Linked DNA regions of Homo sapiens: region 2 is linked to region 1. The links are chromatin contacts, found by Hi-C in ENCODE. All regions are on one chromosome and are shown on one strand. The core of a region is the stretch at or near the end of the contact, and the rest is flanking DNA. Distances in the headings are between cores, read along the strand shown. Region 1 holds the start of SNU13 (small nuclear ribonucleoprotein 13). Region 2 holds the start of PACSIN2 (protein kinase C and casein kinase substrate in neurons 2).

Evidence for each region. Hi-C counts contacts between places; a loop is a spot of excess contacts on that map. Pooled maps may share reads with other maps.
Region 2: a pooled map shows a loop between it and region 1 (2.8-fold over the local background). The contact joins the promoter of PACSIN2 here to the promoter of SNU13 in region 1. A Hi-C loop is called at or near these places in 5 of 50 pooled maps.

The regions. Positions count from the first base shown.
Region 1 is chr22:41,686,037-41,693,073 of GRCh38, forward strand. SNU13 (small nuclear ribonucleoprotein 13) reads right to left here and starts at 2,831. Exons shown (of 3, transcript NM_001003796.2): 1 at 2,758-2,831. The coding sequence starts at 2,760. It also overlaps the pseudogene C22orf46P. RefSeq lists enhancers at 2,031-2,200, 2,751-2,930 and a silencer at 2,312-2,511.
Region 2 is chr22:43,011,574-43,018,610 of GRCh38, forward strand. It overlaps PACSIN2 (protein kinase C and casein kinase substrate in neurons 2), which reads right to left and starts at 3,576. Exons shown (of 11, transcript NM_001184970.3): 1 at 3,448-3,576. RefSeq lists enhancers at 3,178-3,881, 3,864-4,063 and silencers at 3,304-3,373, 3,494-3,543, 3,554-3,743.

The DNA.
Region 1 (7,037 bases), core at 1,581-4,080:
TGGGCTAAAGAGATTCTCTCGCCTCAGCCTCCCAATTTCTGGGATTGCAGGCTTGAGCCACAGTGCTTGGCCACATCCCGTCTTTTAACTGGAGCACTCAGTCCCTTTACATATTTAAGTATTGGTATAATGGTTTCAAATTTTCCTTCTTTTGTGCCTTCTATTTGTTCCACTTGTTCTGTTTCTTTTTCTTTCTTTCCTTTCTCTGGATTTATCATTGCATTTGCACTATTTTCCCCTCTACTGATTTGGAGTTTATTCTTTTATCTTTTTTTTTTTTTTTTAAGAGACGGCATCTCCCTCTGTCGCCCAGGCTGGAGTGCAGTGGCGCAATCTCGGCTCACCGAAACCTCTGCCTTCCATATTCAAGGAATTCTCCTGCCTCAGCCTCCCGAGTAACTGGGACTACAGGCATGCACCACCACGCCCAGCTAATTTTTGTATTTTTAGTAGAGATGGGGGTTTCACCATGTTGGCCAGGTTGAACTCCTGACCTAAGGTGATCCACCCGCCTCGGCCTCCCAAAGTGCTGGGATTACAGGTGTGAGCTACCACGTCCGGCCATACAAATGTTTTATTTGATACTACAGTAGGGATTTTTTTTTTCTTTGACACAGTCTTGCTTTGTCACCCAGGCTGTAGTGCAGTGGCATGATCTCGGCTCACTGCAAACACCGCCTCCCCGGTTATAGTGATTCTCCTGCCTCAGCCTCCTAAGTAGCTGGGATTACAGGCACGCACCACCACGCCTGGCTAATTTTTGTATTTTTAGTAGAGATGGGGTTTCACCATGTTGGTCAGGCTGGTCTTGAACTCCTGACCTCATGATCCACCCGCCTCAGCCTCCCAAAGTGCTGGGATTACAGGCGTGAGCCACCGTGCCCAGCTGGAAATTTTGGTTAATAATTTATCACAAGTTTTATTTATTTATTTTTTTGAGACGGAGTCTCAAACTGTCACACGGGCTGGAGTGCAGTGGTGTGATCTTGGCTCACTGCAACCCCCGCCTCCCAGGTTCAAGCGATTCTCCTTGCCTCAGCCTCCCAAGTAGCTGGGATTACAGGTGCCCACCACCACGCCTGGCTAATTTTTTTGAATTTTTAGTAGAAACAGGGTTTCACTATGTTGGCCAGGCTGGTCTCAAACTCCGGACCCCATGATCCACCCGCCTCAGCCTCCCAAAGTGCTGGGATTACAAGCATGAGCCACCGCGCCTGGCCCTGTTGCATGTTTTAAAATAGATATACTTAGAAATATTACATGGAACCCCCAAAGTATGTACAACTATGATATGTCAATTTAAAAAAACTTTAAAAATTGCCATTGTTTCCAACAACCCATTCTCTGGAAATCAGGATTCTCAAATCTCAATAAACATCAAATTCATAAAAGAGGAAGACTTCAGGAATCTGAACAATCATTAAATACCTAAATGTTTCACTATTAGTCAACAAAAAAGTTAAACTCAATTTTAAAACCAAACTAGCTTATAAACACTAATTGAAACTTGCTTAGGGTGTATTTATTTGCCTTTCAATTTCTTCAGGGGTTAAATAAATTAACGAATGATATCATACCACCAGCCAACCTAAATCCCTACCTAGCATGATCAGTTTGGTTTCGCTGTACACCAGACAGCCAAAACTTGCAAGGTTTTGATTGAACAACAAATACTGCGTGCTTACTCTGTACCAAGCATCAGGACTAGATGTTTACCATGCTTTATTTCATTTGATCCTCACAACACCCTCATGCACTGTCATCCCCATTTTACAGTTGAGGAAAACTGCAAAGTTCAACCTGAGACCATCCGATTCCAAAACGTTTCAGGGAGCTGCGTTAAAGCGAGCACTGAGTTTGGAAGCTTCAAGTTCTAGGCTCAGCCACGTACTAAGCTTCAAAATGCATGGGAGGAGGTTTGTGGGGAGTGCTACCGCCGGGATCCAAGCTCCACTGGAAGGATTAACTATAGAAGTTACAGTGCTTTACAAATTCTTCCCTCCTCACCAAGTGCCAACCAAAACTACTACGCCAGGACACACGTTTTAGAACTTTCCCTAGATGTTTAAAAGTCAGAGACGACCAAGAGTTTAGAGACGCCGCACGTGGTGCTACCAGACTTCTGGTTTTTGAAGCCACCGCCTTGCAGGAGAAGCCTTTCCTGCACTCCAGGCCGTGAGTCGCGCTCACTTCATGTTCCCCACAGCCCCCAAATGCCAAAGGCTCCTCTAGGTCCCTGGCGCGTGTGACTCGCGGCGGGCACTAAGCGCAGACCCATGGGAGATCTCCTCCTGAACCCCAGCAACGGGGGTGGGGTGAGGTAGGGTGGGTAGGAGAGGTTGATCCGAATCCCAGGGTCCCACGCCATCGTAGATTTCGTATGAAAAGAAACAAGGAAAAAAAAAAGTTGGAGCCAAGTTTTCTTCACCCAACTTTTTGCCCTCTCCCACGTGGGTTGGTCTCTTTCTCCCAGGCTGGGCCATGCCCCCTCCGCTCGCTGCAGGCCTTTTGCCAAGCAAACAGACCGTGCGGCAAAGCAACACAGCTGCGGGGATCCTAAGGTTTCCTGAGTTCTAACCTCGGGCCAGGCTGCTGGGACCCCGCCGCTGCTGGGGTTCTAACTAAGGGCCCGGCGGTTAAGACCCAACGCCGGCGGATGAGACGGCGCAGGCTCTAAGCCTCCATCTAACAGGCTAGGGAGTGAACGCAACCCTGAGTCTCCCGCTTCCCGGTCCCTCGGCCGGCGCACGCACTCACCATGGCTGCGGTTCCGCGGGCTCAGCACTCCTAGGGGAGCGCAGCTGACGTTTCAGAAGCACTCGCGTGCACCGGAAAAACTCACAGAAGCAGCAGCGGAAATGGCCCCGCGCGGCAGGAAGCGAAGGTGACGCTACGCGAGCGAGTGGGCCCCGCCCTCTACGGGGGCACTGGCGCGGAAACTGGCCCTGTGTCGAAGAAGGAACGTACTTTGGCGTTCTTATGAGCTGCCTAGTACAAATTATTGGCAGAAACAATGAATTAAACATTCAAAAAGTAACCCACCGGCCGGCCGCAGCGGCTTATGGCTGTAATCCCGGCACTTTGGGAGGCCGAGGCGGGCGCATCACCTGAGGACAGGAGTTCGAGACCAGCCTGGCCAACATGGCGAAACCTCGTCCCTACTAAAAAATACAAAAATTAGCCAGGCGTGGTGGCGGGCGCCTGTAACCCCAGCTACTTAGGAGGCTGAAGCAGGAGAATCGCTTGAACCCCGGAGGTGGAGGCTACAGTAAGTTGAGATCATGCCACTGCACTCTAGCACTCCAGCTGAGGCGACAGAGCGAGACTCTCAAAAAAAAAAAAAAAAAGGCCGGCCGGGTGCGGTGGCTCCCGCCTGTAATCGCAGCACTTTGGGAGGCTGAGGCAGGCGGATCACTAGGTCAGGAGATCGAGACCATCCTGGCTAACACAGTGAACCGTCTCTACTAAAAATACAAAAAATTAGCCGGGCATGGTGGCGGGCGCCTGTAGTCCCAGCTACTCGGGAGGCCGAGGCAGGAGAATGCCGTGAACCCCGGAGGCGGAGCTTGCAGTGAGCCGAGATCGCACCACTGCACACTGCACTCCAGCCTGGGCAACAGAGTGAGACTCCGTCTCAAAAAAAAGAAGAAAAAAAAGAGGGCCGGGTGCGGTGGCTCACGCCTGTAATCCCAGCACTTTGGGAAGCTGAGGCGGGCGGATCACCTGAGGTTGGGAGTTCGATACCAGCCTGACCAATATGGAGAAACCCCCGTCTCTACTAAAAATACAAAATTAGCCGGGCGTGGTGGCGCATGCCTGTAATCCCAGCTACTCGGGAGGTTGAGGCAGGAGAATCGCTTGAACTTGGGAGGTGGAAGTTGCAGTGAGCCGAGATCGCGCCATTGCACTCCAGCCTGGGCAACAAGAGTGGAAACTCGGTCTCAAAAAAAAAAAAAAAAATTCCAGCCACTAAACAGTTAAGGCCTGGCTCATTATAATTGGCTGACGTCCCTGCCTGCTCAGATATTTAATATTTTGAATAGAACTTTTGGGTAAAAGAGTCTTCAGGGTAACATTTATTTTCCCACCAACACTGATCCTAAGATGGGAAAAGTAATTCCCCCACAGGAAATCAGGATACTGCAAGCAACGAGAAAGGCATGTTGAGTGGTTAAACAAGAATACATGTATTCAATACAGTGTTCATTAAATGTTTGATAATAGAAGGACAGGCAGATCCAAGTATTTCATAGGAAGAAAGAAATCAAGCAGACCGCAGGTTATATCACCCCATCACACATTCAGGGAACTTAATCTTTTCATTCCAGAGGATGGGTTTGTTTAAAACAAGTTCTTCCTCCTAATTACTTTTGAACAATTCCCCAATACTGTCCTTACCTGCACCAAGAGCATGCTAACCAGGCCTGGCACCAGGGTCAGAGTTGAGGCTGGGGCATCAGCCCCCTTTGTGAGGTGGCCTCAGTGACAGGGGTGCTATGAGGTGGCGGCTATCCTACTGCAGCTGGCTGCATCAGATGTGCCAGGCCTGCCCTCTAGCTCCCAACACCATCTGCCTGATCTAAGCTTTGCCATGTTGTTGTCACTGCTGGGTGCCTGTGCTGTGGTGGGGCCATTCCATGGCCCTGAGTGGGAGCCAGTGCAGGGCCTGCTCTCCCAGAATCACAGCTGCAGGGACCCTCAGTGCTGTGGCAACCTGCTTGTCCTCTGCCTCTTTCTGGTCTGGCAGGTCCGGCACTGTTGGCACCAGGTCACCAGGACCCGCTTCAGCACAAGGAATGTCATCAAGGTGAGTGGGCCCCATACACCTTCACCCTTCTTCCCTCAGCACCATGATTGTCTCTGTCACTTGTTACAAGGACCTTGTTTTATGCCTGGTGTACCAGAAATGAATCAGAGGGAAACTCAGGCTGCTCAGGGAGAGCATCGGCCAAGCCCCAAACCCAGGAGTCACCCTGAGCTCCTCTCTTTCCCTCACTCCACACATTCAATCCATCTGCAGGTCCCAGGGGCTATACTTGCAAATTGTATCTCAAATCTGATCACTTCTAACCACACCACACCCTCCTGGGCAGAGACACCATCATGTCTCAACTGGACCATAGCAACAGCCTTCTGCCTGGTTCTTGCTGCTTCTCTTATCCAACCACAGCCTATCCTCCATACAGTCACCAGAATGGCCTTCTTCTTTCTCTCTCTCTCTCTCTCTCTCTCTCTCTTTTTTTTTCTGAGACAGAGTCTCACACTGTTGCCTGGGCTGGTGTGCAGTGGTGTGATCTTGGTTTGCTGCAACCTCCGCCTCCCTGGTTCAAGCGATTCTCCTGCCTCAGCCTCCCGAGTAGCTAGGATTACAGGCGCCCGCCACCACGCCTGGCAAATTTTTTTTTTTTTTTGTACTTTTAGTAGAGATGGGGTTTCACTTTGTTGGCCAGGCTGGTCTCGAGCTCCTGACCTTGTGATCTGCCTGCCTCGGCCTCCCAAAGTGCTGGGATTACAGGTGTGAGCCACTGTGCCTGGCCTCTTTTTTCTCTCTTTTAAAAAAAAAAATTGGTCCAAGGATAATACACACACACAATTACAAGTGTGTAGATCAGTAAATTTTCATAATTGAATACATCAGTTTGTAGCATGCAGATTAAGAAACAAATGATTACCAGCAGCCCAGAAGTTTTAGTCACAACTCTGCGGATTTCCTTTTCTTTTCCTTTTTTTTTTTTTGAGATGCAGTTTTGCTCTTGTTGCCCAGGCTGGAGTGCAATGGTGTGATCTCGGCTTACCTCAACCTCTGCCTCCCAAGTTCAAGCAATTCTCCTGCCTCAGCCTCCTGAGTAGCTGGGATTATGGGCATGCACTACCACACCCGTTAATTTTGTATTTTTAGTAGAGGCGAGGTTTCTCCGTGTTAGTCATGCTGGTCTCGAACTCCCGTCCTTATGTGATCCGCCTGCCTTGGCCTCCCAAAGTGCTGGGATTACAGGAATGAGCCACCACTCCTAGCCAACTCTGCAGATTTCTTTCTTGTTTTTCTTTTTTTTCTTTTCTTTTTTTTTTTTTTTTGAGATGGAGTCTTGCTGTGTGGCCCAGGCTAAAGTCCAGTGGTGCGATCTCGGCTCACAGCAACCTCTGCCTCCCAGGTTCAAGTGATTCTCTTGACTCTGCCTCCCTAGTAGCTGGGATTACAGGCATGTGCCACCACGCACAGCTAATTTTTGTATTTTTAGTAGACACAGGGTTTCACCATGTTGGTCTGGCTGGTCTCGAACTCCTGACCTCAAGTGATCCACCCACCTTGGCCTCCCAAAGCGTTGGGATTACAGGTGTGAGCCACCACGCCTGGTCGACTCTGGATTTCTTTCTTTCTTTCTTTCTTTCTTTGAGACGGAGTCTTGCTCTGTCACCCAGACTGGAGTGCAGTGGCGCGATCTCGGCCCACTGAAAGCTCCACCTCCCGGGTTCATGCCATTCTCCTGCCTAAGCCTCCTGAGTAGCTGGGACTACAGGTGCCCGCCACCATGCCTGGCCAATTTTTTTTTTTTTTTTGTATTTTTAGTAGAGACGGGGTTTCATCGTGTTAGCCAGGATGGTCTCAATCTCCTGACCTTGTGATCCGCCCACCTCGACCTCCCAAAGTGCTGGGATTACAGGCGTGAGCCAGTGCACCCAGCCTCTTCTTTTTTTTTTTTTTTCAGATGGAGTCACGCTCTGTCACCCAGGCTGGACTGCAGTGGCGTGATCTTGGCTCACTGCAACCTCCGCCTCCTGGGTTCAAGCAATTCTTGTGCCTCAGCCTCCTGAGTAGCTGGGATTACAGGCATGCGCCATGATGGCTGGCTAATTTTTGTATTTTTAGTAGAGAAGGGGTTTTGCCATGTTGGCCAGGCTGGTCTGGAACTCCTGACCTCAAGTGATCCACCCATCTTGGCCTCCCAAAGTGCTGGGATTACAGACATGAGCCACCATGCCCTGCCATCAGAACAAACTTTTAGAAACAGAACATAGCACTTAGCTGCTCAAAACCC
Region 2 (7,037 bases), core at 2,326-4,825, 1.3 Mb after region 1:
ACGCCCTTAACACAGCACAGACTTTCAAGGTATAGAGAAGAAACAAAAGGCAAGGACATCTGCGAGGCCGAGGCGGGCAGATCACTGGAGGTCAGGAGTTCCAGATCAGCCTGGCCAACACTGTGAAACCCCATCTCTATTAAAAATACAAAAACTAACCAGGCAAGGTGGCAGGCGCCTGTAATCCCAGCACTTTGGGAAGCTGAGGTGGGCAGATCACCTGAGGTCAGGAGTTCCAGATCAGCCTGGCCAACATGGTAAAACCCCATCTCTATTAAAAATACAAAAACTAGCCAGGCAAGGTGGCAGGTGCCTGTAATCCCAGCACTTTGGGAGGCCAAGGCAGGTGGATCACAAGGTCAGGAAATCGAGACCATACTGGCCAACACGGTGAAATCCCGTCTCTACTATAAATACAAAAATTAGCCAGGCGTGGTGGTGGATGCCTGTAGTCCCAGTTACTCAGGAGGCTGAGGCAGGGGAATCACTTGAACCTGGGAGGCAGAGGTTACAGTGAGCTGAGATCGCACCACTGCCTCCAGCCCGGGCGACAGAGCGAGACTCTGTCTCAAAATAAATAAATACATACATACATACATACATACATACATACATACATACATACATACAAACATACAAAAACTAGCCAGGCAAGGTGGCAGGCGCCTGTAATCCCAACTACTGAGGAGGCTGAGGCAGAGGAATCATTTGAACCTGGGCAGAGACTCTCTCTCAAAAAAAAAAAAAAAAAAAAAGCAAGGACAAATGCCCCTCTGCTCCCACTCCAGAAATGCCTGGCCATCAGAGATGTGGATGGGTATCCAGGATTAGGGAAAAGTTCATGTTATCTCCCTGCAGAATGCTATGTTGGTGGAAATCCAGAATTTTTTTTAAATATATGCATACTTTTAGATTTATTTATTTTTAAACAGAGTCTCACTCTGTCACCCAGGCTAGAGTGCAGTGGTGTGATCTCAGTGCACTGCAACTTCCATCTCCCAGGTTCAAGCAATTATCATGCCACAGCCTCCCAAGTAGCTGAGGCTGAGATTACACGTGTGCACCACTACGCCAGACTAATTTTTTTTTTTTTTTGAAACAGGAGTTTTGCTCTTGTTGCCTAGGCTGGAGTGCAACGGCCGGATCTTGGCTCACCGCAACCTCCGCCTCCTGGGTTCAAGCAATTCTCCTTCCTCAGCCTCCCAAGTAGCTGGGATTACAGGTATGAGCACCACCACACCCAGCTAATTTTGTATTTTTAGTAGACATGGGGTTTCTCCATGTTGGTCAAGCTGGTCTCGAACTCCCGACCTCTGGTGATCCGCCCGCCTCTGCCTCCCAAAGTGCTGGAGATTACAGGCGTGAGCCACCACGCCCGGCCTTAATTTTTGTATCTTTAGTAGAGACGGGGTTTCACCATGTTAGCCAGGCTGGTCTCTAAGTTCTGACCTCAGGTGATCTGCCCGCCTCGGCCTTCCCAAGTGCTGGGATCCCAGGCGTGAGCCACCCCGCCCAGCCTAGATTATTTAAATATCACATCACAACTTCATATACATTTGAGATTAAAAGTGATAAAGTTCCAAGTCCCAAAGCAGCACGAGCTAAGGATACCATTTCCATTCAAATGAGTTGTTATTCTTCTCCCAAAAAGTGGATAAAGAGTGCAGACCTAATCACCCATCTACTTCTCTGTGTTATGTTACTTTCCCAAGTAATAAATATCACCAGCCTAATGGCCACTTTCTTTAAAGCTTTAAGTCTATTGTCAAAAGAAAAACACACCAATGTTTTTGATGTAGTGGCCTCATATCTCAACCAGCATAACCTCACCAAAGAGGCTACCAAACTCTAGAATTAAGTTTAAGTCCACACAAGTGAAAGTTTTCCAGGTGAATCAAGAGAGATCCAAGTTGCACTGGCACAGCTTCAATGTCTCCATGAGGAGGCTGCATGCAGGCAGGCTCATGAATCAAGTGGAACGACAACATCTTGGGCAAGAACAGGAGGGCTGGCATTCAACACTGCCTGCCTGGTCGGTTCCCTTGCCCTGGGCTCCAACCTGGCAATCCCAGGAGGGTTAAAACAGAACTTCAGCACACGGGAATAACCGCAGAGGAAGGCACCGAAAAGGAGGGAAGGAAGAAGGTGTGAGCTCACCATCTGCAGCTGAGGTTCAAACTCTTTGAGCTGGTTTCCTGATTTTCATCAAGACAGCCAGGCAGTATTTGGTAAACAGTGTACCAAGTAGCCCTGGAGACTCTGAGCAGCCTACCCCCTTAACCACAAAAACACCGGACAGGCGGAGGGAAAAAGAGAAGACAGGATCCAGGAATGGTGCACACACCCAGCCAAAGGCCACCTTCCCTCAGGCACCCAAGCCAAGAGTGGCATCCCCAGGTCCTGTTATACGTCAAAGGCTGCAGCCGTGTGGGCCCCAAAGCAATAGCACAGCTTGCTCCCCTGACCAACCAACTCCTTCTGAAAAGAAAATCGACCTTCTCTGATGGAGCCGAAACCCAATGAATCAATGAAATTCAACAGCAGCAGCAATCACTACCTCTCCAATTGCGGACCTCTCAGGATGCCTGGCCAGGCTTGAAAGCCCTAGAGGAGTAAGGAGTTCGGATTTCTGATTCAGTGAGTCTGGGGAAACTCTGAGGAGGGTCACAAGGGCAAACCTCCCCGGCCTCTCCTGCTTGGCCCCAGCCCTAGGACGTGCTGCGGTAAGGGCTTTGCTCCCCCCGCCCTACACACACACACACACACACACACACACACAGACACACACACACCACCCCCCCCCCCCCGGGACACGGAGGGTGGGAAGGAAGGAAATGGAGGCCGCTCATCAAAGCGCCCGAAATCAGCGCACCCGCGTGTGTCCTGCGTCGCCCCCCAGGCCACCCCAGGACTAAGCCCTGCCCTCTCACCGGCGCGTCCCAGCCACGCCTTCCCTCCAGCGTTGCTCCGGCACCCTCGCCTAACCTCTGCACGTCTCGGATTCCCAGCTTTCTCCTAAATCGCGTCCCTCCAAAAGTCGCCCCAGCTCCCCCTTCTGCAGCTGTCTACACCTCCCCCACTCATTAGCAGCTCTTAACCCCCGACGGCCCTGCTCCTGCACTTCCCTCTCCAGCAGGCCCCGGACCCCGGAAAACTGCCCCGCTCCCACAGCGCCGCCCCCATGGGCCCCCGCCCCTTCCCCGAGCCGACCCCACTCGCCCTCGTCCTCCCCAAGATGTCTTCTCCAGGCGCCCCCCGGGGCCCCGAGCACTCGCCCCCTCCCACAGAGACAGGAAGTTCCGCGCGGCCCGACCCGCTTCCCTCAGGGCGCGGAGCTCGGCGCGGCGGCCCTGACGGGGCGCGGGCCCGGCCGCGGACCAGCGCCCCCGCGTCCCGCCCGCGGCGCCCCAACCGTCGCGGCGACCCCTGACCTCGGCGGCCACTCACCTCCCAATCCGTCGCACACTCCGTTCAGGCTGCCACGGCGTCTCCAGACCCAGCTCCGGCCGGGCTCCCGCTACCGCTTTTGCTCCGGCAGCACTGCCCAGCCCTGCCCAGACCCCTGCGGCCGCTTCTGCCGCCAGCCGCGACCGCACCGCCCCCGCCGCTCCCGCTGGGCTCTGTCCATTGGCTACCGGACACCGAGCCCCGCCCCACAGCCTCCCCGGCGCCCCCGATTGGGCCAGATGAGTAGAGAGGCGGCTCACCCCGCGTGAGGACGAGGGAAAGCCCCAGGACGCGCATTGGTGACTTCTCCTGTCAATCAAACGGGGAGTGCCTATTTAATGGGCTGCGAGGGTGGCGCAGATTACTCTCCCAAAGCCGCTCGCTGGTGGTGGTCCTTGAGACGCGCTTCCCGGGGCTGGAGTTTTGCGGTTTCGTCGGCATCCAGGGGTAAGAGGGCGCGGCAGGGCAGCACCGCACCTGACCGGAAGTTCAGGGAAGGTAATCCTACAGTCTTTCAGAAAGTTTCCTCTCCCAAGGGACTCAAAGAAGCTAATGTCGTTAGGAGCTCCTCCGACTTGCGCCAAAAGCGTCATTCCACGTGGACCCGCTTAGTTTAAACGGGGGGTTGGGGGGGCGTATGTTGCTGCTCTCTCTAATAAAATATATTTGGATGGCAAGGCACCAGGCAATGCACACGCATTCTTTCCAATTCTCACAATCACCTTGCATGATAGGGTATTAGCCCCGTTCTGCAGAGGGAAATACTCTTGAAGGAAAATGGAGAGCACTTCCTGAGCACTGTCCTACGCGCTGTCCAAGCACTGCTTCATGTCATCCAGGTGGAGAGGATGGTGAGAGGAACCCCAGGTGAGGGGTGAGCCAGGTAACTTGCTGGGGGTGATGTGGAGTAAAGAGAGTAAATGGCAGAGCCAGGATTAGAAACCCAGGTCAGCCCAACCCTTGAGAATAATAATGATGACTGTGTAGCACTATGGGAAAATGCTTAAACTAAAACGTTAAAAGAAAAAGCCAGATAGAGCCAGGCATGGTGACATGCACCTGGAATCCCAGCTTCTTGGGACGCCGAGGCAGGAGAATCGCTTCAGCCCAGGAGTTTGAGGCCAACCTGGGCCACATAGCAAGACCCAGTTCTCTAAAAAGTAAAATAAAAGAAAATAATAATAAAAGAAAAAGCTAGATACAAAATGGTAGAAACTGTAGAATTGCTGCTACATATAGATAGGTATGAGAAAAGAGTCCACAAAGAAATCTAGTGGTTGTTTACTTTCTAGACTGCTCTGTGGCATTGTCCTTATGACAATAATTGAGAAAGAAACAAAAGAACCGGCTAGGCACGGTGGCTCACGCCTGGAATCCCAGTACTCTGGGAGGCCGAGGCGGGCAGATCACAAGGTCAGGAGTTTGAGACCAGCCTGGCCAACACAGTGAAAGCCTGTCTCTGCTAAAAATACAAAAAATTAGCTGGGTGTGGTGGCATGCACCTGTAATCCCAGCTACTTGGGAGTCTGAGGCAGGAGAATCACTTGAACCTGGGAGGCGGAGGTTGCAGTGAGCCAAGATCACGCCACTGTACTCCAGCCCTGGCGACAGTGCGAGACTCCATCTCAAAAAAAAAAAAAAAAAACCAACACACAGTGCCAGGACAAACCACTGCCAAGAAGTCTCTCCTCATTCTCCAGGACTGAGCCAACAGGGACCTCTTTGCCACCCACAATACCTGTGGACCATTTGTATAGATAGAACTCAGCCATCAGCTCTCAGCACTTTCATATCTGGGTAAGTTCCGCTTACATCGCAATTCCATGCCCTATAAAAATATAGAGCCTTGTCGGGCGCTGTGGCTCACGCCTGTAATCCTAGCACTTTGGGAGGCCGAGACGGGCGGATCACGAGGTCAGGAGATCAAGACCATCCTGGCTAACATGGTGAAACCCTGTCTCTACTAAAAATACAAAAAATTAGCCAGGCGTGGTGGCGGTCGCCTGTGGTCCCAGCTACTCGGGAGGCTGAGGCAGGAGAATGGCGTGAACCCGGGAGGCGGAGCTTGCAGTGAGCTGATATCGCGCCACTGCACTCCAGCCCGGGCAACAGAGTGAGACTCCGCCTCAAAAAAAAAAAGAAATACAGAGCCTCTCCCAAATTTTTGGGGGTTTTTGTTTTGGTTTGTTTGAGACAGGGTCTCACTCTGATGCCCAGGCTGGAATGCAGTGGCACAATGATGGCTCACTGCAGCCTTGACCTCCTAGGCTCAAGCCATCCTCCTGCCTCAGCCTCCCAAGTAGCTGCGACCACTGGTGCGCACCACCATGCCCAGTTAATTATTTTTTAAAATCTTTGTAGAGACAGAATCTCGCCATGTTGCCCAGGCTCGTCTTGAACTCCTGGGCTCAAGCAATCCTCCTGCCTCATCCTCCCAAAGTGCTGGGATTACACGCACGAGCCACTGTACGCAGCCTCTCCCAAGGTTTCTGAACAAGCGTCTGTCATCAGGCCTCCTGCTCTTCCACACACCGCATGCTCACTGGTCTCACCATCATCCCCTTATCCAGTTGCACGAATCCCCCTGCACTCCAAGCACTGCTGAGTCTAGCAGGGGTTCCTGAAGACTGGAAGCTGGAGAGAGGCATCAAGCCTGGCACTGCCCAGCAACAAGACAGGATGCCTCGTGAGCCTTTTTGGCTGCCTGGCCCCAGGAGTCACCACCTGGTCACGTGACCCATGCCACACTCTGGCCACTTCACATGCCTTTGGTTTTCTGCACTCTCCCCCTCTTCTTTTCTCTCCTCCTCCTTCTCAGGACAAACACAAAATTCCTTTCCTTGTCTTGCACCTAGCAGCTTGACATCATTGCCTGAACTCTTTGGGCCTTATACCTTCTGTCCTGGCAGCTTATCAGGGTATTTTTCCAAAGATAGCTCCCCGTTGCCACATGTGAGCACCCCAACTTTGTTCCCCACAAACATTTCACAACATTCCATCCAGCCTCCTCCTTCAGTCATATTTGAACAGGCCTGGAGCCCAATCCTGCCTCCACCCCTTTTCAGCCAAGGGGCCTTGGGCCAGTCACTGCAGCTCTCTGCACCTCTGTGTCCCCTCCGTGATATGGGGATTAGGAAGAGCAACAGGGCTGTGGTAAGGAGTCAAAGCATGGAGAGCTGTTCCGGGCACACGGCTGTGAATGCTGTGTCTGAACGGTGGACATGTGGTCATGCCTTGTCAGCTGCTCCTTCCTTCCCCCAAAATGTGACCATTGCCACAGAGTGCCTGGGACTGAGACTGACCGGCTTTAGTTTAGTCCTTTATTAACCATTTCCCACTAAGCAGCCTGGATAAACAGACAGTCTGGGCTAAAACATACTTGCACAGAGAATATCATATTCTCAAAAAATTTAAAACATCCAGATATAGTTGTATTGCTGAAAATACAGTGATACGTGTATTTTCAGTGTGATAAGTACAGTGATTTATGGATTGTACAGTGATACATGTCTTTCAAGAAAAAAAATCAAAATCAGTTACAGACATTCACTCACTCAATAATTCCAATATTTAGAACGTGCCAGGCAGGG